Regions from separate parts of the Homo sapiens genome. Here regions 1 and 2 are each linked to region 3. A link is a loop called in an ENCODE intact Hi-C map of the cell type or tissue named here. Cell type or tissue: heart right ventricle. All regions are shown on one strand.

Evidence for each region. A loop is a pair of places that touch in the nucleus more often than their neighbours do. Peaks named below come from ENCODE experiments on the same cell type or tissue, not always from the same donor. Only the 100,000 strongest peaks of a DNase experiment are listed, where the experiment ranks them.
Region 1: a loop joins it to region 3, with 34 times the contacts of the local background. A loop is called at or near these places in 9 of 110 quality-filtered maps.
Region 2: a loop joins it to region 3, with 11 times the contacts of the local background. A loop is called at or near these places in 107 of 110 quality-filtered maps.

The regions. Positions count from the first base shown.
Region 1 is chr9:113,107,620-113,115,619 of GRCh38, forward strand. FAM225B (family with sequence similarity 225 member B) reads right to left here and starts at 4,058. Exons shown (of 3, transcript NR_024376.1): 1 at 3,791-4,058; 2 at 3,291-3,397; 3 at 1-2,534. FAM225A (family with sequence similarity 225 member A) reads left to right here and starts at 5,277. Exons shown (of 3, transcript NR_024366.1): 1 at 5,277-5,544; 2 at 5,938-6,044; 3 at 6,801-8,000. In heart right ventricle, CTCF peaks have their summits at 4,083 and 5,272; no DNase peak of the experiment used is centred here.
Region 2 is chr9:113,442,999-113,450,998 of GRCh38, forward strand. It overlaps a transcript of RGS3 not described here. Among named protein-coding and RNA genes, the nearest start is that of RGS3, 17 kb to the right of the region's middle. In heart right ventricle, CTCF peaks have their summits at 3,429 (motif pointing right) and 3,629; no DNase peak of the experiment used is centred here; H3K27ac peaks cover 1,771 bases.
Region 3 is chr9:113,655,093-113,663,092 of GRCh38, forward strand. All of the region lies in intron 2 of LOC105376223 (a long non-coding RNA gene), which reads left to right. Among named protein-coding and RNA genes, the nearest start is that of RGS3, 200 kb to the left of the region's middle. RefSeq lists a silencer at 3,048-3,127. In heart right ventricle, CTCF peaks have their summits at 494 (motif pointing left), 696, 3,062 (motif pointing left) and 3,266; DNase peaks (open chromatin) are centred at 469 and 3,069; H3K27ac peaks cover 2,284 bases.

The sequences.
Region 1 (8,000 bases), 550 kb before region 3:
TGGGGGCTGTGATCAAGAATAGGAAGGTCACACTCAGAGTTGGAAAGGCCCAGAAAACTAGGAAGTCCCCCCGTCAGCTACTGTGCCCCAGGCCACCCCTGTCCACCCACCCCAGTGCCTCCTGTCCCAGGGAGAAGAGTCTCTGGGTCCAGGACCCGAGGTCTGCAGAGACTCAGGAGACACAGAGTCCAGGGGTTCGCCACAAGCTTCATCCGAGGGTAAAATGCAAACCAGGATGAGGCATTTGATTCAGGGTCCTCCTGCACTGAGAAGAGGAAGGACAAGAAGAGCCATGGCCAAAGCAGGGGGAGTCAGGATGAGGCAGAGGCCCAGCTGCAGGCAGAGCCACCTCTGTGGTCCTAACCCGGGGATGCCAGGTTCCTCCGGCCACCCCCTCCCCATACTCCCCAGCTGGCTTGGGAGGAGGCTTGCCATCACTATCCCGAAATTCTGCTCCAACACTACGCATATAGAGCTTCTGACTCTCTAGAAGCAACGTCTGCATACGCCAAGACAACTTGAATGACCCCCACCTAGCACGGCTCTCTAGTGACGCCCTCTGTCTGGCATCAGCTGGACTTCTGTGTCTCTTCTATCAGCCATGCTGGCTGCTGTCAAGGCAGTGCTTGGGTTTAAGGGATCCCAGGACTTTGTGCTCAGAGCGTGCAGGGCTCCACCTCACCCTTCCTGAGCGCCTGCCTGGGCTGCCCACGCACACCTGCGCTGGGGAGGGGCAGAGGCGGCCACACCCACCCACATCTAACCCTTCCTCTGGGCCAGCTGTTCACAGGCCAATAACTCCAAAATGCCACCCGTTCTTCATACATTTCCAAAAGAAGGAATGAAGAATACGGTGGCATGTTCACAAGCCTTTTTCTTCTGGAGGAAAAACAAAACTTTGACCAATGACACAGATAAACCAAATGTCTGCCCTGCTCCCTGACAATCCTTCACTTTCTGCAACCACGTGCAGAGGTGGGTACGGACAAGGCCACTGAGGCTCCTATGAAAATAAACCTCTCAGTCACCTTGAAAGATGGAGACATGCCATGGAGCTTCCTATTTCACCAAATGTGGAGGGGACGTTTTGGTGTGGCAGATCCTGCATTCCAAGAGTAAAGAAGAAACAGGACCCACTGCTGGGACCCGGGGCCAGCAGCCCCAGGAGTCCCTGGGCATTCAGCTGGAGGTGGCTCCCACTGCATTACCACCCACGGTGCAGCAGCCCCCCCGTTCTTCCCTTCTGTCCATCAGGACCCATGGAACTGGGCACCCGGCTCTGGGGTATGGAGAGCACACAGGAGGCCTGGCTCCTCCTCACCCCTGACTCTACAGAATTGAGTCTCAACTCAAGTCCCACATACAGGTCTTGGCTTTCTTTCCTGTTCCAACCCCAGAGAGGGCACCGATGCCCAGAGTGAGGGGACGGTTACTTGACCTCCAGGTGTGGAGCATCCCTGGCCAGCTGCTGGGAACCCCGCAGACCGAGGGTGTGGCTGGTACAGGGGGAAAGTGAGATCCTCTCCTCCTCTCTCCTGCCAAGAGGGGGCCAAGGAGAGAAGGGCCAGGGAAAGGTCCACTAACAAAACTGAGTGGGGAGGAGGGGTGACAGTCACAGCTTTCTACACGGAATCCTGCATGCCACAGGAAGTGTCCCCACCTGCTTCCATGCTGGGAACACAGTATTAGACCTCGGCACGAGCCACATGTCCCTGCCCACCCCTCGCCCAGAGGGGGATCAGGAACAGGAAGGAGTTTCCAGTGCCATGGACAAGCCCCGGGTGAGCACAGGATGGGGGGTCCTGCTGTGGTGGGTCCTGGGCTGACCGGAGCAGGCCCTAGAAGCAGGCGAGGTGCTGTGCAGTCTGCAGCGTAACTCTGAACTTGACAATGAGGTCTCCCCGCTGAGTGCATACCTTGAGGAAGAGAAGCATCTTTCCATGGAGTCTGCCCCATTGCCTGCCAATGGCATTCGTGCCCATCTAGAGGACCAGCCGCCGCCCCTGCTGGCTGCCAATGTCCTTTCAGGCAAACACGGCACCTTGAGAAAATGAGGCAGAGAGTGAGGGAAGGGTTTGAGTAGGAAAGTCACCAGCTGGTACTGACAAGGACACTGAGGGAACAGTGGTTCCATCTGAGCAGAAGTGTGTGCCAGGGCTTCTCTTGGAGCACAAAGACAATGCTGCAGGGATGGCTTCTGGCCTGGAAACTCCCTTTTTGGAAAGTGACCTGTGGCTCCAGGTAGCTGTTCTGTGTGCGACGGTGCTGAATCTTGTCCTTGTCCTTGGTGGGACCCCCTGTGCTCAGGGTGGAGGAGCTCTCTGTGACCTCCCTGGACCAGGTAGCGCCACGGGAGATCCCCTTCAGGCACTCTTGCACACAGGTCTGCCCCGCCATCTGCAGGAAGCGTGCGGTGTTCCCGGCTCTCCTTAGACACTCTCAGCAGCTGAAGTCACTCCAAGCATCCAAGGGAGGCTTCTCCCTGCACCTCTGGGTCATGTGGTCAAGGCCAATGCAGGGCAGAGGAGTGACCGCTGGAAAAGAAGAGCCCAGATGAAGTGCAGTCACCTACCTGAGGCCGGGCTCCCCTGGAAGTCCCCATGAAGTAAGTCTAGGAAGAAACCACCAGAGGGCCCCTAGATACCCAGTGGGGAGGGAAAGGGCAGTGCGGCTCGTCTTCATGGAGCGATTGCTACAGTGCTGGGATTTCATCACGCCTGCTAGCTTCATTAGTTACTATTCCCATGAAAAAGTAACACAGTAATGCAACATTTTATTTTATTTTATTTTGTTAATTTTTTTTTTGGACGGAATCTTTCTGTGTTGCCCAGGCTGGAGTGCAGTGGCAAGATCTCGGCTCACTGCAACCTCCACCTCCCAGGTTCAAATAATTATCCTGCCTCAGCCTCCCCAGTAGCTGGGATTACAGGCACCCGCCACCATACCTGACCAATTTTTGTATTTTTAGTAGAGACGGGGTTTCACCAGGTTGGCCAGGCTGATCTTGAACCCCTGACCTCAGATGATCTGCCCGCCTTGCCCTCCAAAAGTGCTGAGATTACAGGCGTGAGGCACCATGCCCGGCCTTAATGCAACATTTTAAAAATCAAAATTCATGCTAAATATTCCATTGTGAGCAAAATATCCACATTTTAAATCAAGCCATGGTCAGATCCTGTAACTGCAACACTCTGAGAGTTGTACAAGCGTTGGGCACGATGGGAAACTAAATTTTGGCAAATTCCATTCAACCTATAAAGTTGTCACCAAAGAAAAGGAAAAGTACTCACTTGCGGAATGTTCCAGACAGCTCCCAGGCACACTGCACTGCCAGAGATGGGGGATCTGCTCCCCGAGGACTGGGGCTTTTCCAATGAAGGCCATTTTCCAGTTTCGTCTAAAAGCACAGAAGGACTTCGTGAAATGTTTGGCTTCTTCCTAAGGGAAGGAGGTGCCTACAGCGTTGCCATCACTGCTGCTGGCCACAGGAAGATGCGTACATATCGTCCCGCCCTAAGATCGTGTTTTGAAAGTGGGCGACTTTGGAAATTAACTGAGGCTGTAACCGCAGAGCTGACGGGATGGGGGAGCTGCTCTGATGAGTCTCCAGAGCGGCCCGGTGACCGCAGGAGCTCTGAGTCATCAAAGACCGGGGCCAGGGAGCCTGGAAGAGGAAGGGCCCGCTGCTCCCGGGCCACGCCGGGACACATGAGTTAGGGGCAAAATTTAATGCCGCAACAAAGCGACTCATTTTTTTGGAACTGAGGCTGTTCCAGAACTTCTTACTCACTCTCGGCGCCGCCCCCGCGCTTCCAGGCCCCGGACCCGCCGCAAACACCGCTGGGCTTGGACTCAAACCGCGGTCCGGTCCCACCCGGTCTGGTCCAGTCCCGTTGGAGGCGGCGGTTGGGCTCAGCGCCAGGCGCGCGCCCTCTGCTGGCCGTTGGGAAGCGGCGAGGGAAGCGCTGAGCTCGCGGCCGAGCGGTGGTCGCTCGCCCCCTCGCGGGCTCTCCCGGAATCGCTGACATTCTCCGTCCCTTGCTCTCTGCTCCTGGCTGGGGACGCTCTGCTCCAGCCTTGCCTGCTCCCTTTCCTGGGATACGCCTTGGAGCCATGGCTTAAAAGTAAGGACATCTTCATGCATTTGAGATACCTGAATAGTAGATATCTGAATAGTATCTCCTCTTAGTCAGGCCTGAATACAAAGACCTGCTCCTAGTTCTCTTGGGAAACAGGACATAGTCTCAAAATCCAGAAGACCCAAGACTCCTGTTCCCACCACCACATTCTGCAGGCTTCAACCAGCTGGACATGGAGGGCCATGGTGGTGCGTGAGATAAGATCTCCTGGAGAAACTACTACCCTCCAGCCTTGATCACTATCAGGAAGATGAAAGCAGGAAATCTACTTTGTCCCTGTTTGGGAATCGCTGTCTAAAGGTTCTTCCAAAAATTTGCCCCCATCTGAAGGCAAAGAAATACAGTCTTTGCCTGGGAGGTTTTTAGGGGTGAAATTGAAGTGCTCTTCTTCCACCAGGCGCGATGTATCACGCCTGTAATCCTAGCATTTGGGAGGCTGGAGGTGAGAGAGGTGAGAGGCTGAGGGGGAAGGATCCCTTGAGGCCAAAGTTAGAGACCAGCCTGGGTAACATAACAAGACCCCATCTTAAAAAAAATTACATTACATGAAAATATGGTTTTATTTCCCTTCATGTGACGTTTCCCACAGGAAAACTGTAGAGGAAGTTAAACTTGTGGCTCTTTCTAATCAATTATACAGATGGTTTGCCCAGCTCAAAAAGAAATCGCAACTCTTTTGCCCCGGTTGGCAAATATTAGTACCAAAATCATGGAATTATTTTGACAATATCTTGTACATTATGAGTTACAAAAATGTTTAGAGAGAAGAAAATTTGTATTCCTTGAATGAATATTATTTGTAATATTCTTTGATCTATTACAATGATATAAAATGGCATTTGCTGTTCTTCTGTTTGAACTTATCTTGTGACACTTTCTTCAGAATGGTATTTTGTTAAAACTGGTAGGTATTATAAAAATAAACAGTGACCAGTAGCTTGATTGTATTACAAATTTTTCTTTCATGTAAGAGGTTGGGGCAGGTATTTCTCATCAGGTGACTCACCTGTTTGGCTGTCTCCCAAACAGTGATTTAGAACATGGGTTACCTGGTGTTTTGAGGCTTTGATTACCGTATAACTGATTTTGTAATTGTGGTGCTTAGGTCTATTCCAATCCATGTAAATGGAGCATCCCCAGCCAGGAGCAGAGAGCAAGGGACGGAGAATGTCAGCGATTCCGGGAGAGCCCGCGAGGGGGCGAGCGACCACCGCTCGGCCGCGAGCTCAGCGCTTCCCTCGCCGCTTCCCAACGGCCAGCAGAGGGCGCGCGCCTGGCGCTGAGCCCAACCGCCGCCTCCAACGGGACTGGACCAGACCGGGTGGGACCGGACCGCGGTTTGAGTCCAAGCCCAGCGGTGTTTGCGGCGGGTCCGGGGCCTGGAAGCGCGGGGGCGGCGCCGAGAGTGAGTAAGAAGTTCTGGAACAGCCTCAGTTCCAAAAAAATGAGTCGCTTTGTTGCGGCATTAAATTTTGCCCCTAACTCATGTGTCCCGGCGTGGCCCGGGAGCAGCGGGCCCTTCCTCTTCCAGGCTCCCTGGCCCCGGTCTTTGATGACTCAGAGCTCCTGCGGTCACCGGGCCGCTCTGGAGACTCATCAGAGCAGCTCCCCCATCCCGTCAGCTCTGCGGTTACAGCCTCAGTTAATTTCCAAAGTCGCCCACTTTCAAAACACGATCTTAGGGCGGGACGATATGTACGCATCTTCCTGTGGCCAGCAGCAGTGATGGCAACGCTGTAGGCACCTCCTTCCCTTAGGAAGAAGCCAAACATTTCACGAAGTCCTTCTGTGCTTTTAGACGAAACTGGAAAATGGCCTTCATTGGAAAAGCCCCAGTCCTCGGGGAGCAGATCCCCCATCTCTGGCAGTGCAGTGTGCCTGGGAGCTGTCTGGAACATTCCGCAAGTGAGTACTTTTCCTTTTCTTTGGTGACAACTTTATAGGTTGAATGGAATTTGCCAAAATTTAGTTTCCCATCGTGCCCAACGCTTGTACAACTCTCAGAGTGTTGCAGTTACAGGATCTGACCATGGCTTGATTTAAAATGTGGATATTTTGCTCACAATGGAATATTTAGCATGAATTTTGATTTTTAAAATGTTGCATTAAGGCCGGGCATGGTGCCTCACGCCTGTAATCTCAGCACTTTTGGAGGGCAAGGCGGGCAGATCATCTGAGGTCAGGGGTTCAAGATCAGCCTGGCCAACCTGGTGAAACCCCGTCTCTACTAAAAATACAAAAATTGGTCAGGTATGGTGGCGGGTGCCTGTAATCCCAGCTACTGGGGAGGCTGAGGCAGGATAATTATTTGAACCTGGGAGGTGGAGGTTGCAGTGAGCCGAGATCTTGCCACTGCACTCCAGCCTGGGCAACACAGAAAGATTCCGTCCAAAAAAAAAATTAACAAAATAAAATAAAATAAAATGTTGCATTACTGTGTTACTTTTTCATGGGAATAGTAACTAATGAAGCTAGCAGGCGTGATGAAATCCCAGCACTGTAGCAATCGCTCCATGAAGACGAGCCGCACTGCCCTTTCCCTCCCCACTGGGTATCTAGGGGCCCTCTGGTGGTTTCTTCCTAGACTTACTTCATGGGGACTTCCAGGGGAGCCCGGCCTCAGGTAGGTGACTGCACTTCATCTGGGCTCTTCTTTTCCAGCGGTCACTCCTCTGCCCTGCATTGGCCTTGACCACATGACCCAGAGGTGCAGGGAGAAGCCTCCCTTGGATGCTTGGAGTGACTTCAGCTGCTGAGAGTGTCTAAGGAGAGCCGGGAACACCGCACGCTTCCTGCAGATGGCGGGGCAGACCTGTGTGCAAGAGTGCCTGAAGGGGATCTCCCGTGGCGCTACCTGGTCCAGGGAGGTCACAGAGAGCTCCTCCACCCTGAGCACAGGGGGTCCCACCAAGGACAAGGACAAGATTCAGCACCGTCGCACACAGAACAGCTACCTGGAGCCACAGGTCACTTTCCAAAAAGGGAGTTTCCAGGCCAGAAGCCATCCCTGCAGCATTGTCTTTGTGCTCCAAGAGAAGCCCTGGCACACACTTCTGCTCAGATGGAACCACTGTTCCCTCAGTGTCCTTGTCAGTACCAGCTGGTGACTTTCCTACTCAAACCCTTCCCTCACTCTCTGCCTCATTTTCTCAAGGTGCCGTGTTTGCCTGAAAGGACATTGGCAGCCAGCAGGGGCGGCGGCTGGTCCTCTAGATGGGCACGAATGCCATTGGCAGGCAATGGGGCAGACTCCATGGAAAGATGCTTCTCTTCCTCAAGGTATGCACTCAGCGGGGAGACCTCATTGTCAAGTTCAGAGTTACGCTGCAGACTGCACAGCACCTCGCCTGCTTCTAGGGCCTGCTCCGGTCAGCCCAGGACCCACCACAGCAGGACCCCCCATCCTGTGCTCACCCGGGGCTTGTCCATGGCACTGGAAACTCCTTCCTGTTCCTGATCCCCCTCTGGGCGAGGGGTGGGCAGGGACATGTGGCTCGTGCCGAGGTCTAATACTGTGTTCCCAGCATGGAAGCAGGTGGGGACACTTCCTGTGGCATGCAGGATTCCGTGTAGAAAGCTGTGACTGTCACCCCTCCTCCCCACTCAGTTTTGTTAGTGGACCTTTCCCTGGCCCTTCTCTCCTTGGCCCCCTCTTGGCAGGAGAGAGGAGGAGAGGATCTCACTTTCCCCCTGTACCAGCCACACCCTCGGTCTGCGGGGTTCCCAGCAGCTGGCCAGGGATGCTCCACACCTGGAGGTCAAGTAACCGTCCCCTCACTCTGGGCATCGGTGCCCTCTCTGGGGTTGGAACAGGAAAGAAAGCCAAGACCTGTATGTGGGACTTGAGTTGAGACTCAATTC
Region 2 (8,000 bases), 210 kb before region 3:
AGGTTACTGCTGTCTTTTTGTTTGTCTGTGCCCTGCCCCCAGAGGTGGAGCCTACAGAGGCAGGCAGGCCTCCTTGAGCTGTGGTGGGCTCCACCCAGTTCGAGCTTCCCGGCTGCTTTGTTTACCTAAGCAAGCCTGGGCAATGGCGGGCGCCCCTCCCCCAGCCTCGTTGCCGCCTTGCAGTTTGATCTCAGACTGCTGTGCTAGCAATCAGCGAGATTCCGTGGGCGTAGGACCCTCTGAGCCAGGTGTGGGATATAGTCTCGTGGTGCGCCGTTTCTTAAGCCGGTCTGAAAAGCGCAATATTCGGGTGGGAGTGACCCGATTTTCCAGGTGCATCCGTCACCCCTTTCTTTGACTCGGAAAGGGAACTCCCTGACCCCTTGTGCTTCCCAGGTGAGGCAATGCCTCGCCCTGCTTCGGCTCGCGCACAGTGCGCGCACACACTGGCCTGCGCCCACTGTCTGGCACTCCCTAGTGAGATGAACCCGGTACCTCAGATGGAAATGCAGAAATCACCCGTCTTCTGCGTCGCTCACGCTGGGAGCTGTAGACCGGAGCTGTTCCTATTCGGCCATCTTGGCTCCTCCTCTCATAATTATTTCTTGAATGTGCGTTGCATTGCAGAATGACTTATGTGGGCTGGGTTTAAAAAATTTACAATTTTCTTTCTTTCTTTTTTTTTTTGAGGCGGAGTCTCACTCTGTTGCCTAGGCTTGAGTGTAGTGGCACCATCTTGGCTCACCGCAACCTCCGCCTCCTGGGTTCAAGTGATTCTCCTGTCTCAGCCTCCCGAGTAGCTGGGATTACAGGGTGCTTGCCACCACACCTGGCTAATTTTTGTATTTTTAGTAGAGACAGGGTTTCGCCATGTTGGCCAGTCTGGTCTCGAACGCCTGACCTCAGGTGATTTGCTTGCCTCGGCCTCCCAAAGTGCTGGGATTACAGGCATGAGCCACCGTGCCTGGCCTACAATTTTCTTCACTTCTTATTAGCCTACCCTCAGACCTGTCCACTGGAGCAAACCCAATTCCTAATGGTCAGTGGTAGGGATGAGGACAAGGCAGGGTTTGCCTTCCATTTGCTTATTTTATCTAAAGACTTAGGCAGAGAAGAGAAGGTATAACTATTTTATAACAAATTCAACTACTTTATTGGTGAAGCAACTCTCAGAAATTGGAACATTCTTTTAAGTCCTGTTGATGAGTACACAGTTACTTTTTGAATCCTGGTGGATTTTGAGTGAGAAGATATGCACTATCTGAATGCTAGCTTTTGTGTCTATTTTCAAAGGGAGATAAAACACTTGCAGACTGAAACTTGTTTTACCTTTCACATAGCAATCCCTCAAATTTAGACAATCACAAACAGAACCCTGGGAAATATAATCTCCAAACCATGTTAGTTTTCAAGGTGCTTTACACTCACTATTTCAGTTGGTTCTCTGGCCAACTACATAGATAGATGTGGACTGTATCCAGTTGATAAATTAGGCTCAGAATACAGGGCTGATGAGAGCCCATTTGGGGCCTTTGAGTGAATTAGAAAAAGACACCCTTTAAAACACTTTACTATCATCTGTTGAAAATTAACTCAATGACTGTACAAATCTAAGATGGTTATAATATGAGCAGCATCCCTAGAGTTGGTCCACGACCTTCACAACAGACCTAGTGGCCCTGCTGGAGAGGCCAAAAGTCAAAGGTGAGCAAGTAAAGGGGCCTGGGCTTAGAACTTTGGCTCAGCCTGTCTTCATCCACTGTATCCTGACACCTCTCCTACTCCTTCTCTTTAATGTACAGCTGAGACTGGGATACCCTTAGACTGAAAGGAAGGACACGGCTATGTAGAAAAGAATTGACTGAAGGGGAGGAGTACTCGTGAACCCCTTGCTTCAGCCTCCCAATGTTCTGAGAGAGGAGGAGCCAGGTAACTGCTGCTAACTGCCATTTCCCCACCATCTGGGCCTAAGGAAGCAGAAGTAAGGCTTAATTAATAGCCAGTATTGCTTGGAGATTCACTTTACTTATTTAAACCAACAAAAAGACTTAAGATTTAGCCTGTTGGAATATGGTTCTAAGAGGCTTATATTTCCAAGAAACTAGTCCTTAGTTTCTTTTGTTCTTTGCTACTTTGTGATCCCTGCTAGAGACAGGCCACTTGCTTTGGGTTACCATAATTTTCTTTTTCTTTTTTTTTTTTGTTTTTTGTTTTTTGAGACAGAGTTTTGCTCTTGTTGCCTAGGCTGGAGTGCAATGGCGTGATCTCGGCTCACCGAAACCTCCGCCTCCCGGGTTCAAGCGATTCTCCTGCCTCAGCCTCCCATGTAGCTGGGAATTACAGGTGCCCACCACCATGCCTGGCTAATTTTTGTATTTTTAGTAGAGACGGGGTTTCTCCATGTTGGTCAGGCTTGTCTCGAACTCTGCCCTCAGGTGATCTGCCCACCTCGGCCTCCCAAAGTGCTGGGATTACAGGTGTGAGCCACTGTGCCTGGCCTGGGTTACCATAATTTTCTAAGCACACTTCCTAGTGACACCTGGCCCAGTTTGACACCTGTGTAGAAGCAATAATCAATGAAAGCATCTTCAGATATTCTAGGCCCATACTCAGAGCCAGCTGGACTTTGATTTGGTATTGGTCCCAACCTCTGGGGTGACATATGCTGTTCTTCATTGATTTTGTTTTTGTATGTTTTGAGACAGACTCTCCCCCTGTTGCCCAGGCTGGAGGGCGGTGGCGCAATCTCTGCTCATTGCAACCTCCGCCGCCTGGGTTCAAGCGATTCTTGTGCCTCAGCCTCCTGAGTAGCTGGGTTTACAGTCATGTGCCACCAAGCCCAGCTAATTTTTGTATTTTTAGTAGAGACAGGGTTTCTCCATGTTGGGCAGGTTGGACTCAAACTCCTGGCCTCAAGTAATCCGCCCACCTTGAGCTCCCAAAATGCCGGGATTACAGGCGTGACCCACCGTGCCCAGAATGTTTTTGAATTATAGAAAACCCCTTGGGTTTGGTGGGAGGGAGTGAGGGTTTCATCCATGACACAGTGACACTTAAAAAATCAGTTTATTCAAATGCACTAAAGGAATTGCTTGATAAATTAAGGACAGTAATACCTCTGGCCTTAGATAGAAATGATTAGAAGGTCCTTCTTAGATAGAAATGATTAGAAGTCCAGAGGAATCTGGGAAGGAATTTCTAAATTTTCTCTTTCCATTGACATAAGGTACCAGGGTATGAAATTCATTTGTCCTTGTATATATGCATTTATTTAACAGATATTGGGTATCTAATACATATTAGAGAATCATCCCTTAGATTATCTTGATAGAGAAAAGAAAAGTTCTGGAGAAATGGTGGAGAGTCATTCCCAGGAATATAGCTTTGTAAGAAAATTTTCCTGGATCAATTGGTAAAGTTTTCTGGAACCACTAGGTGGTGATATTACATTATGAAAATGACATGCTTTCCTTGACACCTTTCAAATAACTGCAGGCCTCTGGTAATTTCTGAGGCCAGTGTCCCCACAACCAAAGAAACGTCTTAATGAGTAAATGAAGAAAAACACATTCCATCATTTACATATATAAATTTACATATGTAAATTTAAATGCTCCAGGGGACTGGTAGTTCCTCGAGAGAAGGGTCTGTGCCTATTGTTTTCATGGTTACAACCTCAGGTGGCGTGTAGGAAGCCCTTGATCAATGCTTGATGAATGAATCCAACTCTGAACAATTTTGATGACCATTGAAAGGACCATTCCAAGAGTGTGGCAAAAAAGGTGGCACATGTCCAAAAGGCCTAGGATTTTGGGAATTAGGAGCTGTTGATGATCCTGACAGATTATCAGTTGGGCAGAGACTCAGGAAGGCAGTATTTGGAAGGGCAGAAATATCAAAAGTGATCTGAGGCACTTATAATTCTTTGTATCCCCTAAGCTTACCTTGGCCAGATTTCATCCTTTAAAAAATACAGGGAGGGGCCGGATGCGGTGGCTCACGCCTGTAATCCCAGCACTTTGGAAAGCCGAGGTGGGTGGATCACGAGGTCAGGAGATCGAGACCATCCTGGCTAACACAGTGAAACCCTGTCTCTACTAAAAATACAGAAAAATTAGCTGGGTGTGGTGGCACGTGCCTGTAGTCCCAGCTACTTGGGAGGCTGAGGCAGAAGAATTGATTGAACCCGGGAGGTAGAGGTTGCAGTGAGCCAAGATTGCACCACTGCACTCCAGCCTGGGCAACAGAGCAAGACTCTGTCTCAAAGAAAAAAAAAAAAAAAGAAAAATACAGGGAGGGTGTAAACCAATAAATTCTGATGTATGTATATGTATATATATATATATATATATATATATATATAGGCAAGGGTTGAAGATAAATAAGGTAGAAATGTCTACTTTATATTTTTGGCCTTAACTATGCCAGTGTAATTAGAATTCCCTATATTTAAAATGGTTCCTTTTACTTATTGAATATATATGTATAAAATTTTTTGGGGGTCTATATTACTTCTTGGGATGGCTTTGCCTTAGAAGGAATCTTCAAAAATCATTTTTAAAAAACTCTTCTCTGCCTCTCATTCATTGTTTTATTTGCTCATTCATTTATTTGCTATAAATTCATTCATTCCTCAAATATTTATTGAGCACCTATTATGTACAAAGCAGTGGTCAAGTTTGTGTGATCATCTTTGACCTTTTCTTTTTATGGTCCATCTGAATTCGGTTAATTAGCAAGTCATATTAGGTGCAGCATCCAAATCTATCCACTTCTCTCTGCTTTTTCTGCTATTACCCTAGTCCAGGTCTCTGTCTTCTTGCATCTGGATTATTGCATTACCCCTAGTCTTTTTTTTTTTTTTTTTTTGAGACAGGGTCCCGCTCTGTTGCCCAGGCTGCCAGGTTGGAGTGCAGTGGCACCATCACAGATCACTGCAGCCTCGACCTCCTGGGTTCAAGCTATTCCCCCATCTCAGCCTCATGAGTAGCTGGGATTACATGTGTGTGCCACCATGCCCAGCTATTTTTTATATTTTTTGTAGACATGGGGTTTTGTCATGTTGCCCAGGCTGATCTCAAACTCCTGGGCTCAAGCCATCCTCCTGCCTCAACCTTCCAAAGTACTGTGATTATAGGGATGAGCCACCATGCCAAGCCTAACCCCTGATCTTTACCCCGACCATCCATTCTTCCATCTTTCCACCATGTGAATATCATGATACATCTTTCCTTAAAACTCTCCTTTCCCCTTAGGATCAAGCCTAACCTCTTTCACTTGGTTTACAAGCCTCACAAGGCAGGGCTATGACCTGGCTTCTCTCCCCCCAGCCCCATTGCCACTCACTCTCACCTTGTTCTATGTGCTCTAGCCAAGACTTTTTTCTTTAGGTTCTTCTAATGAACCATGTCCTCTCTTACCTTCTGACTTTTTTTTTGGTACTTTTTCTTCGACTTCTTCTTCCCCCTTCTGCCTGGCTATTTTCTACTCATTCTTTAGGTCTCAGCTTACATATGACTTATTTGGGAATAAGCTTTTTCTGACCACTGTCAAGATGAAGTTCTCCTCTTTCACTTTTTCTCTCATAGCCACTATTGGGGTTCACAGCTTGTCTGTTGCCACCCTCTACTGCCAGACTGACTTCTGCGAGTGGCAGAGCTCTCTCTGTCTTCACTATATAAATATCCGGCACCTCACTGAGTGCCTGGCCCACTGTAAGTGCTTAATAATATATGTTGAATGAGTGAATAAATGAAAAAATATATATGATGTGTCTTCTTTCTTCAGTGTACTTATAATCCAGCAGTGTGAGGTAAGTGGTACAAAGAAAGAACTACAGTGATGAGAAGAAGGAGAGGTCACTTTGGATATTACCATTTAAGGCTGGGTTGGGTTTTGGCAAGTGAAGATGTTTGTGGAGGTGGCGTTTGAAGTGGAGGGAAGTGACATAGGTGGGAAAAGTTTGGGGAGCAGGCAAGGAGCATAGTGTTCCTATCTCAGAAGAGTAGGAGTGGGACTGAAGACAGCTTGTGACTAGATTGTGCAGGGCCTCGACTCTGATAGCCAATGGGAAGACATTGATGGCTTCTGAATCAGGGAGTGATAGCACTAAATCAATGCCTTAGAAAATGCTAATCTAATGGCAGAGTGAAACATGAATTGGAGAGAGAACAGCAAGACCAGTTAGGAGGCTATCATAGAAATCAAGATGGGAGGTGATCAGGGCCTGAATTATGTAGATGTCAATAAGAATGGAGACAAAAGGATACTATGCAAAGGAAGAATGAACCAGAACCCGGAAACCAGAAAGGAAGAGTGAGGGAAAGGGAGGAGTGAGGTGCTTTATTATCGGAAATGTGAAGTCAAGAGGAAGAACCAATTTAAGGAAAGATAGAGATCATTAATCAAACCTTTACAATGAAATTGTGGTTATATATACATTTTACTTATGAGAATTCCGTCAATGTGTGGGGTTAAAATGAAAGCCCAAGTGGGAGGGAGTGACAAAGAAGATGCACTGCAACTAATGGGAGCTGTTCCAGTTCTTCCACTCTGAAAATACGTCCCAGAGGGAGTGTGAGATGGGGAAGGTCAAGTTGCTGTTCCTCATTTTATGTCAACCATGTGTATTTTATGGTTGACATAGGGATTATTTAAGGATAACTGTGGTTATTCATGATTTATGTCTTATACACTGATTTTAGAACCAAATTCCCAAGCCAGATTTTGCTTTTTATTTATTTATTTTTAATTTTATTTTTTGAGACAGAGTCTCACTCTGTTGCCCAGGCTGGAGTGCAGTGGCTCAGTCTTGGCTCACTGCAACCTCTGCCTCCCAGGTTCAAGTGATTCTCCTGCCTCAGCCTCCTGAGTAGCTGGGACTACAGGTGCCCGCCCCCACTCTTGGCTAATTTTTTTGTATTTTTAGTAGAGATGGGGTTTCACCATGTTGGCCAGGCTGGTCTTGAACTCCTGACCTCAGGTGATCTGCCCACCTCGGCCTCCCAAAGTGCTGGGATTATAGGCATGAGCCACCATGCCTGGCCAGATTTTGCTTTTTATTTTTATTTTATTTATTTTTACTTTTTTGAGACAGAGTCTCGCTCTGTTGCCCAGGCTGGAGTGCAGTGCCGTGATCTCGGCTCACTGCAACCTCGCCTCCCGGGTTCAAGTGATTTTCCTGCCTCAGCCTCCTGAGTATTTGGGACTACAGGCACATGCCACCATGCCAGCTAAATTTTTTTTTGTATTTTTAGTAGAGACGGGGTTTCACCGTATTAGCCAGAATGGTCTCGATCTCCTGACCTCGTGATCCACCCGCCTTGGCCTCCCAAAGTGCTGGGATTACAGGCATGAGCCACCGTGCCTGGCCAGATTTTGCTTTTTAAAGCATGTGCCAGGCCCCAGGCTTGGCAGTAGGCAGATACTAAGAAAACACGTCAGTCACTGCATTGGAGCTGCTCACAGTCTAGTTGGGTAGAAAGATATGGAAGCAGACAGTGAGCACTACAGTCTAGGTGAGCAGTCAGAGAGAAGGGTGGAGGCAGAGGGAAAGGAGACTGGTGGCTGGTGTGTCAAGGCAGAGGTGGTGCTGGGCCCTGGGAATGGAGAGAGATCTAGGAGTCGTTAGAACAGGTGAGCGCAGCAATAGGCGTGCATGAGCTCTCAGAGGGAAAGAATATTGAGGAGGGAAGAGGACTAAAGGCCACAGCCAGGAACACACAAGAAGGTAAGCAGAGTCAGAAAACAGAAGAGTTGTCAGAGAAGCAGCAGGAAAACTCAGGCAAGGGGGATGAGGACTGTGAATAGGCAAGTGGTCTGCATAATGAGGAAGACAATGGTGACTGCGGAGTGAATGAAGTTTCAGCAGTGTGGTGAGGGCAAAATAAGGGGTCCCCAGGCCGGGCACAGTGGCTCATGCCTGTAATCCCAGCACTTTGGGAGGCTGAGGCGGGCGGATCACGAGGTCAGGAGTTCAAGACCAGCCTGGCCAATATGGT
Region 3 (8,000 bases):
CACTTTTTGTCTCTGGGCCAAAGATGAAATGAACTTGCCTTTTCCTGCCTTGGGGCCTTTGCACAGGCTGTTCCCTCTGTCTGAAGCTCTCACCACCTCCCTTCCTCTTCACCTGGTTAACTCTTGCTCAGCTATCACATCTCAGCCTAAAATACAGGGTCACTGTGCTCAAGGAAACTTGAAGACCTGCTGCCTTCAGCGCAGACAGCTTCCTTTAATTGTGTCGAGAGACTGTCTCCTTGCTAGGCTCAGAGCTCCACAAGAGTGAGAATCTGTCTGTTTACCTCTCTGTGACTCAATTAAGGCTTGCTGAAGGAACGAGTGAGGTGCATCAATCTGCTCCACGAGAGCCTACAGCTCCCTGGCACTTGGCAGGAGCTGCAAGAGGGCCCCCCTCGTCTCTTTTCTGCTCCCTCTTCCTGCTTGCTGGCGGGTTGGAAATCCTTGGCAAGGATTAAGTGTGTCCTGAGTGACTTGGCCCTTTGCTGCCTCCTGGCGTCCACTTCCAAGATAGCCGTCCCCAGATGCTTCTCCCACTCGTGGAGGAAAACTGAGTGTGGCTTCCATGTGCTGTGATCTCGTTCATTTCCAACAGTAGCCTTGTGAGAGAGGAATGATCATCCCCTGTTTGACAAATGAAGAAGGTCCACATTTGTTCATTTGTTTGTGGAATAATGACTGAGCACCTATTATTTGCCAGACACTTTGTTGGGAGCTGGTGCTTCGCTGATGAACGGCAACGCGCTGCCTCATGGAGCTTACGTTCAGGTCTGCAATAGGGAAGGCAGATAGTAAACAAGTGAACAAACGTTTTGTGTGGGCCGGGCGCGGTGGCTCATGCCTGTAATCCCAGCACTTTGGGAGGCTGAGGCGGGCAGATCACTTGAGGTTAGAAGTTCGAGACAAGCCTGGCCAACGTGGTGAAACCCCATCTCTACTAAAAATACAAAAATCAGCCAGGTGTGGTGGCGCACACCTGTAGTCCTAGCTACTCGGGAGGTTGAGGCAGGAGAATTGCTTGAACCTGGGAAGTGGAGGTTGCAGTGAGCCAAGATCGCACCACTGCACTCCAGCCTGGGCGACAGAGCAAGACGCCGTCTCAAACAAAACAAAACAAAATCCATTGTGTGTGTGTGTGCACAAGCACACTCAAGATGCCAGGGGACAGTGGCTGGGCTTTGGTGGTCCAGATGTTAACTGACTTGTACAAGATCACAGAGATGCAGCTAGATTTGAACCTGGTAGTAACAATTGTAGCTAATAACTCTATAAGCCCTTGCTCTGCCATGTGCTGCTGAACTCAGCGCTTTTTACATATATGCTACAACAGCCCTACTATTATCCTTGTTTTGCACATGGGGAAATAAAGCACAGAGAGGCTAGGTAGCTTGCCCAAGGTCACTCAGCTGCTCAGTGGTGGAGCTAGGACTCAATCCAGGCAATGTGGTTCCAGAGCCTGCCCTTTAACACTGTAAGACAAAATTTAGAAGTTTTGACATCCAGGGCCTTGGGGATGGTGGCCACAAACCCAGTGTGCTACTCTCCTCCCAGCCCAGCCAAGTAGACCATCCTGGACAGTCTCCTGCCCTCAGATCTTCCAAGATGACTGTATAGCCTCCTGTCCCATGAGTTGGAAAGGATGGGGAGGAGAGGGTGCTGTGGAGGGCCCCTATCCTCAGGAATCCTGATGGGCTAGCCGTGGGGACAGAACCAACCCACACTGGGCTGTGAGGTGGGAGGCTTCCCCTCCAAGAAGGCAGGAAAGGCTTCTTGGAGGAGGTGAGGGGTGAGGTGGGCCTGGAAGGTTGAGTGGGATTCAGACGTACAATTCAGTGGGAGCAGAAGAAGCCAAGGGAACGGCAGGGGCGGGGGAGAGGGTGGCGCCAAGGCTTGGAAGGAGGAAAAATGAGGCTGCATCAGGACCCGAAGCTTCCGGGCTTCTTCCCCAGGCTGGGGAGCTGTTGCAGGCATCCAGGTGAGAGGGGAGGGGCAGCCAGGGGGCGGAGATGAAACCAAAGGTGGCCAGGACCCAGGTGGGCTTCAGAATCACGTGCCCCCACCCCCAACTTTAATTTCTCCAGCTCCCCCCTCATTCACCCACCCCTTGCTGCTGCTTGATTGCCCCAAACACAGCACTGCCCCAGGAGTGCCTAGACCCTCCCCGTCCACATCCGCCTGCCTTGAGCCCTCACTTCCTTCCTGTCTCTGCTGAAAGGTCACTTCATACAGAGGTCTTCCCTGACCACCAGCAATACTGTATTGCTGGTGGTTACAACACCTTCCACACGCTGTACATTTCCCTGTGCTTGGCTTAGCGCACAGGTGGCTTAGCGCTTGGCAGGCCTTCCACGCATAGTTTTTGGCTGTGGGCAGCTGCTTGGCCGAGTCCTGAACAATCTTCAGCTGCAGCTTTATGTCCGTCATCTTGGCTTCCTCGGAAGCTCAGTCATCTGTCATCCCTGAGACAGACCGTTGGAAGGCTCGGGATGGGGGAGCCAACAATGCAGACACATACGCATGCACATGTTGTGCACACAGACACACACACACATATCTACACATGGGCATGAATCATATGCACACACATATGCCCATACACATACAAAGCCATGCACACATACATATGCACAACACATACACAAATGCTCACACGCATGAGCACAACACACGTGTGCACACAAGGCATGCATATCTGTATATAGGTGTGCACATGTGAGCACACCCATGTGAGCAAATATACATGTGTATACCATGCCCACATATGTATACATGCACATGTACACATTGCACACACACACACACACACACACACAATACATATATAGGCATCATATGCGTACACCACGACATGCATGGACATACGTATACTTACACATGTGCCCACATACATGCACGTACATGCATTTCTGACACCTTGACTCTCACCTTCTCCATTCATCAGAGTGGTGACCACGTTGTCCCAGGATCTGGCACAGAGACTGGCTCAGCTATCTACGGCCACAGCCAGATCACCAGAGCTCTGGGGTTGTAGCTAGGTGACGCCACCGATCCTCTGCTACCACCTTGTGGCCACTTCCCAAATGGCACCAGTCAGTGGCTGAAGCCTTTCCCTGGTTCTTGTCCCAGCTAAGCTACCGGGCCCAATCCACAGGGCTCCTGGGAAACGTGTAGTCATCCCTGAGCCTTGTGCCCCACCCTAGGACAAGTGGATGGCTTTGCTAGGTGCTGTGGGTAATGAGTGGGGCCTGGAGTAGGATGCAGGCCTGACCTCTCCACTGCTCCGTTAATCCTCTCTGTCCCACTCTGCTGCACCCAATACCTCCAGGACTTCTCAGGGCTGACTCCTGTGCCTGGAGCGCCCCACTCCCCAGTGCCCCACTGCCCAGCGAGCTCCTTGAGGGCAGAGCCCTGACTGTGCTCATCTCCAGTACAGACGGATGCTCCATGAATGTGGGAGGGAGGAAGGGAGGGAGGAAAGGAGAGAGGAAGGGAAAGAAGGAGGGGGTGAGAGAGTGAGAGAGGATTTCCTCACTGGACTTCCTCAGTTTGAGCTCTGAAAGTCCCATGTCCCAGGAAACCCCTCAGGCCTGAGCAATCTCTCCCGTTGGTCATCCTCCTACAGCTAATGCTGGTAGGAAGTGGTGGGGGCAGGGTGGGGCACTGAGAGAATTCAATAAAACAAAGTGTGGAGGGGGCCTGCCTGGATTGGTGGTGAAGGTGCGCCTGGAAATGAGAATTAATGAACTCCATTGTTTGTGCCTAAGCTGTGAGCCGTACACAAGCCACAGTATCTGCACAATCTTACCAGGGAAAAGTCTCCTGAGGATGTAGAGGCAGAAAAAAAGCCTGGGCCATGACCCATGCTTTGCTCCCAAGGTTACTGCTTCCCTCTCTGCTCCCCCCAAATCATCCCCCTTAAATAAACACGGAGAGTCTAATGCCAGCCCTCTACGTGCCTGGAGAACGGACCAATGTGAGAACTATGCTTCAGACTAGGAGCAAAATCTTTTTCCATCAAGAGACGTGGGCTGTGCCAAAAATAGAGCTTCAAGACCCTATTAGGGGGTAGTTCTCAAACTTGATATGGCATTAAAATAAGAGAGGGCTTCTGGGCAGACCCACCAGAGGTTGTGACTCAGCACATTTCAGGATGGGCTTCAGGATTCAGGTGGTTCTCATGCAGGGGTTAAAGGAGAAACTCTTCAATGATACTTGTTAAAAGCATGGTAACAAAGACTTTAGTTAGGACTCTTGATGTAGGTATAGGGACCATTGCAACAGGGAGACAGATTGGACTCAACTCTAAGACAGCATGGGCAGGTGGGACTTACAGCTGAGGGGCAGGGTGGGGTCAGTGGATGGAAAATTACCAAGAGGAAACCTTCAGGGTGAGGGGGATTCTGGCTAAACCTATTTAACAGGATTCTGGGGATTGTCATTGAAGGCAGGCCAGGGAGATCAGACATCTGCTGGGGGATGGTGGTGGATGAGGAACCTGATCAGATATGGAGGATGATCAGATGTCAAGGACGGGGGTTTCTGGTTACACTGACTTAGCAGGGTTCTTTTTCTAAAACTGGACTTCATAAGGAAGTGCACAGATGGGCCTAAGAGAAGGTTCAGGAGTCTGACTAAAGTTTGGCCAAGCCAAGAATCCTTGTCACAGGTGACTCCAGTACCATAAATAGAGGAACTCTTCCGTAGGGATGGGTTTAGAAAGATGGCATCACACTGATCTGAGTCACCTTGAAGGGGCACGTGACCAGGGCATCAGTTCTGAGCCCCTTGGTGTTATGGCTTTCCCCAGGCTGGTGCCAAGGGAAGAACTGGGAGGTGGAGGCAGCCATACCCTGAACACATGTGCCAGCAGGGATAGGCACATTGTACCCTATGCCTAAGAGAAACAGAATTAGCAAACCGCTGGCCCTGCAGGGGATTAAAGGAAAGATGGTGTTTATCTGCTTATGTTATGTGACTATTTGTTTTTACCAATTTAAATGGATGTCACTGAAGCTCTGGGGTCTCCTACCATAAGGAGGAGGCTGAGTGGGGAGGAGGGGCAGCCTCTTTAGATGTCATGCCTGCATTTGCCAGGGTCTTGGAGGTAACCGACATGGGGTAACTGAGACAGAAGCCCGAAGTGCTTTCACAAGGAACTTCTGCCCAACCTTGGTCCAACGTGCATGGCAACCTCACTCAAAATACAGAGACGCAGACGATGGAGGTAGGAGGAAGTAACAGAAGAGCAGAGTTTTACTACATGGAAATTTGCTAGCAATTGGAAATTTGACCGCTATTTGCAAACGTCAACTTCCCCTCCCACTGAAGGGCTGAAGAAGCTCACCAGTCAGTGAAGAGAGAGCTGATCCATCATCTGGCCTCATGTGCAGATGAGTTAGGAAGGAAAAAACCAACATCGATGCTATGGATGAAACAATTGTAGCACAAGGGAAACGGTGGGTGAGCAAACCTCCAAAATGACCCACCACAGGTCATTTCAGCCATCCTCAGTAGAGCACAAGAAGGCAGAAAGCCTGCAAAAAGCAACAAGATGAGATGGAAAAGGAGGTAGGTGGGAGAGACAAGGACAGGTTGCAAGGAAACCAGAAAAGCACAATGACCACCCTGGTGGTAGTCACAGCAGACCTAACTGATGCCTCAGATCATTGAATTGGTGATTTGGAGGAAGAGTACAGAGGAAAAAAAATACATTAAAATGATGATTGATAATAGGATCGTTTTGAAGAAATAGGGAAGAAAGAAGAGATGACCAGTGAATGAAAAATGGTGTTCATTAATGAGAGTTCAGAACAAGAGAAACAAACATTGTAGTCAAAGAGGCAATACCAAGAAACTCTTCTGAGCTGAAAAAGGAACTGTGTGTGCAGATCAGAAGGACTCCCTACGTTCCAGGCAATGTGGTGGCAAAATTTTCAAATTAGAAAGCAAAAGGAAAAGTCCTAAAAATTATCCAGGCAGAAAAGGCAGCTATATACAAAGGATGTGGGGAGGAAGGGATGGAGAGCAATCCTAAATGGCCAACTGATAGGGGCAAACATGCATATCGGGCTTACTACGTCCAGGCATAAACTAAGTGCTGTGCACACATTCGCTCATTGTATCCTCCACATAACCCTATGAGATAGGTGCAGTTATCATCATCTCTGCTAACAGATCAAGCTGAGACACAGAGAAGTTAAGTAATCCGCCCAATGTCACACAGCAGATGGCGGAGCTGTTATTTGGCCATAGGCAGCCTAGGACTTTCATCTGTGCTTTTCCAAACTACTTCACTCCACAGCCATTATCAGACCACGGCAAAGCGTCTAAGAAGTTTGAAAATGTTGTAAAGCAAGAATTCTAGACCTAGCCAACTTGTCATTTAAGTAAGAAAGCAAGATAAATTTATTCTCAGATATGCAACAGCTCAGAAAATATACTACCTCTGTACCTCTTTTTTAAAAAATTACTGGAAGAAGTACTCCAAACTATTGAGGGATGAAACAAAATTAAGAGCACAGGCATGAAGAAATCATGATATAAAAAGAACTGGCGGATGGGCGCGGTAGCTCATGCCTGTAATCCCAGCACTTTGGGAGGCCGAGGAAGGCGGATCACCTGAGGTTGGGAGTTTGAGACCAGCCTGACCAACATGGAGCAACCCCATCTCTATTAAAAATACAAAAAAATTAGCCTGGCTTGGTGACACATGCCTGTAATCCCTGCTACTCAGGAGGCTGAGGCAGGAGAATCGCTTGAACCCGTGGGCGCAAGTTTCAGTGAGCTGAGATCCCACCATTGCACTCCAGCCTGGGCAACAAGAGCAAAACTCCATATCAAAAAAAACAAAAACAAAAACAAAACAACAACAACAAAAGAACTAGCAACAACACTAATTTTAGTTAAAACAGACAGAATTTTAAATTATTATAAATCTGGCCATAACAGAATACAAAAAGTCCAAATGTATAATTATAAGGGCAGTTATATGACAAAAGGCCAATAATGTAACAATTATAACCTGGATCCCAAAACCTCAGATGATATCAACAAAGTTCAAGAAGAAAAGAAGGGAGACAAACTAACTTCTCATCTCAAATGGGGGAAAGTGCACAACATCGTAACAACTAGAGAATGCCACTGAAATGCTTACAGGTCTTCATTAGTCACATAACGCCAGCATATATTTTTTCTAAAACATTAGTGAACATAAAATTGAAGTAAACAAGATCTGTTTAGTTTTCTAAAAAGTGCAAAGCAGACAGGCAACCCCACACCCACACAGAGAGGTGTGCAGTTTGCCATGTACGTTGATTGATGTAGGATGGCAGAACTGTCCCCCGGGGGCACTGCCACAGCAACCTTCTCCTGCCTCCTTCTCCTGCCCCCCCAGGACTTGACCTCCCAAAAGTGCTGCATTGTTGCCAATGCCAATGTTCTCATTCTTCAACTTTTTTTTTTTTAAAGACAGTGTCTTGCTCCGTTGCCCAGGCTGGAGTGCAGTGGCACGATCTTGGCTCACTGCAACCTCCGCCTCCCAGGTTCAAGCCATTCTTCTGCCTCAGCCTCCTAAGTAGCTGGGACTACAGGCGTGCACCACCACGCCCGGCTAATTTGTGTATTTTCAGTAGAGATGGGGTTTTGCCATGTTGGCCAGGATAGTCTCGAACTCTTGACCTCAGGTGACCCACCCGCCTCGGCCTCCCAAAGTGCTGGGATTACAGGCATGAGCCACTGCACCCGGGCTCATTCTTTAATTTTTGTGCACCTTTTGAAGGTTAGAGAAGGACAGTGTCCTGGCTGGCATGGCCCTGATGCCAGTGTCCTGGCTGGCATGGGCCCTGGGTTGGGGAATGGGGAGTGGGAGAGTTGTGAAGAATCTTCCTATTTTTTTTCTTATCCAGATGGTGCTTGGCATTAGGAACCTATAAAGTCCAAACTGAATCATGTGACTCCTTTCTTAAAGCAATTGACTGACTCCCTTTTGCCCTCGTGTTAGA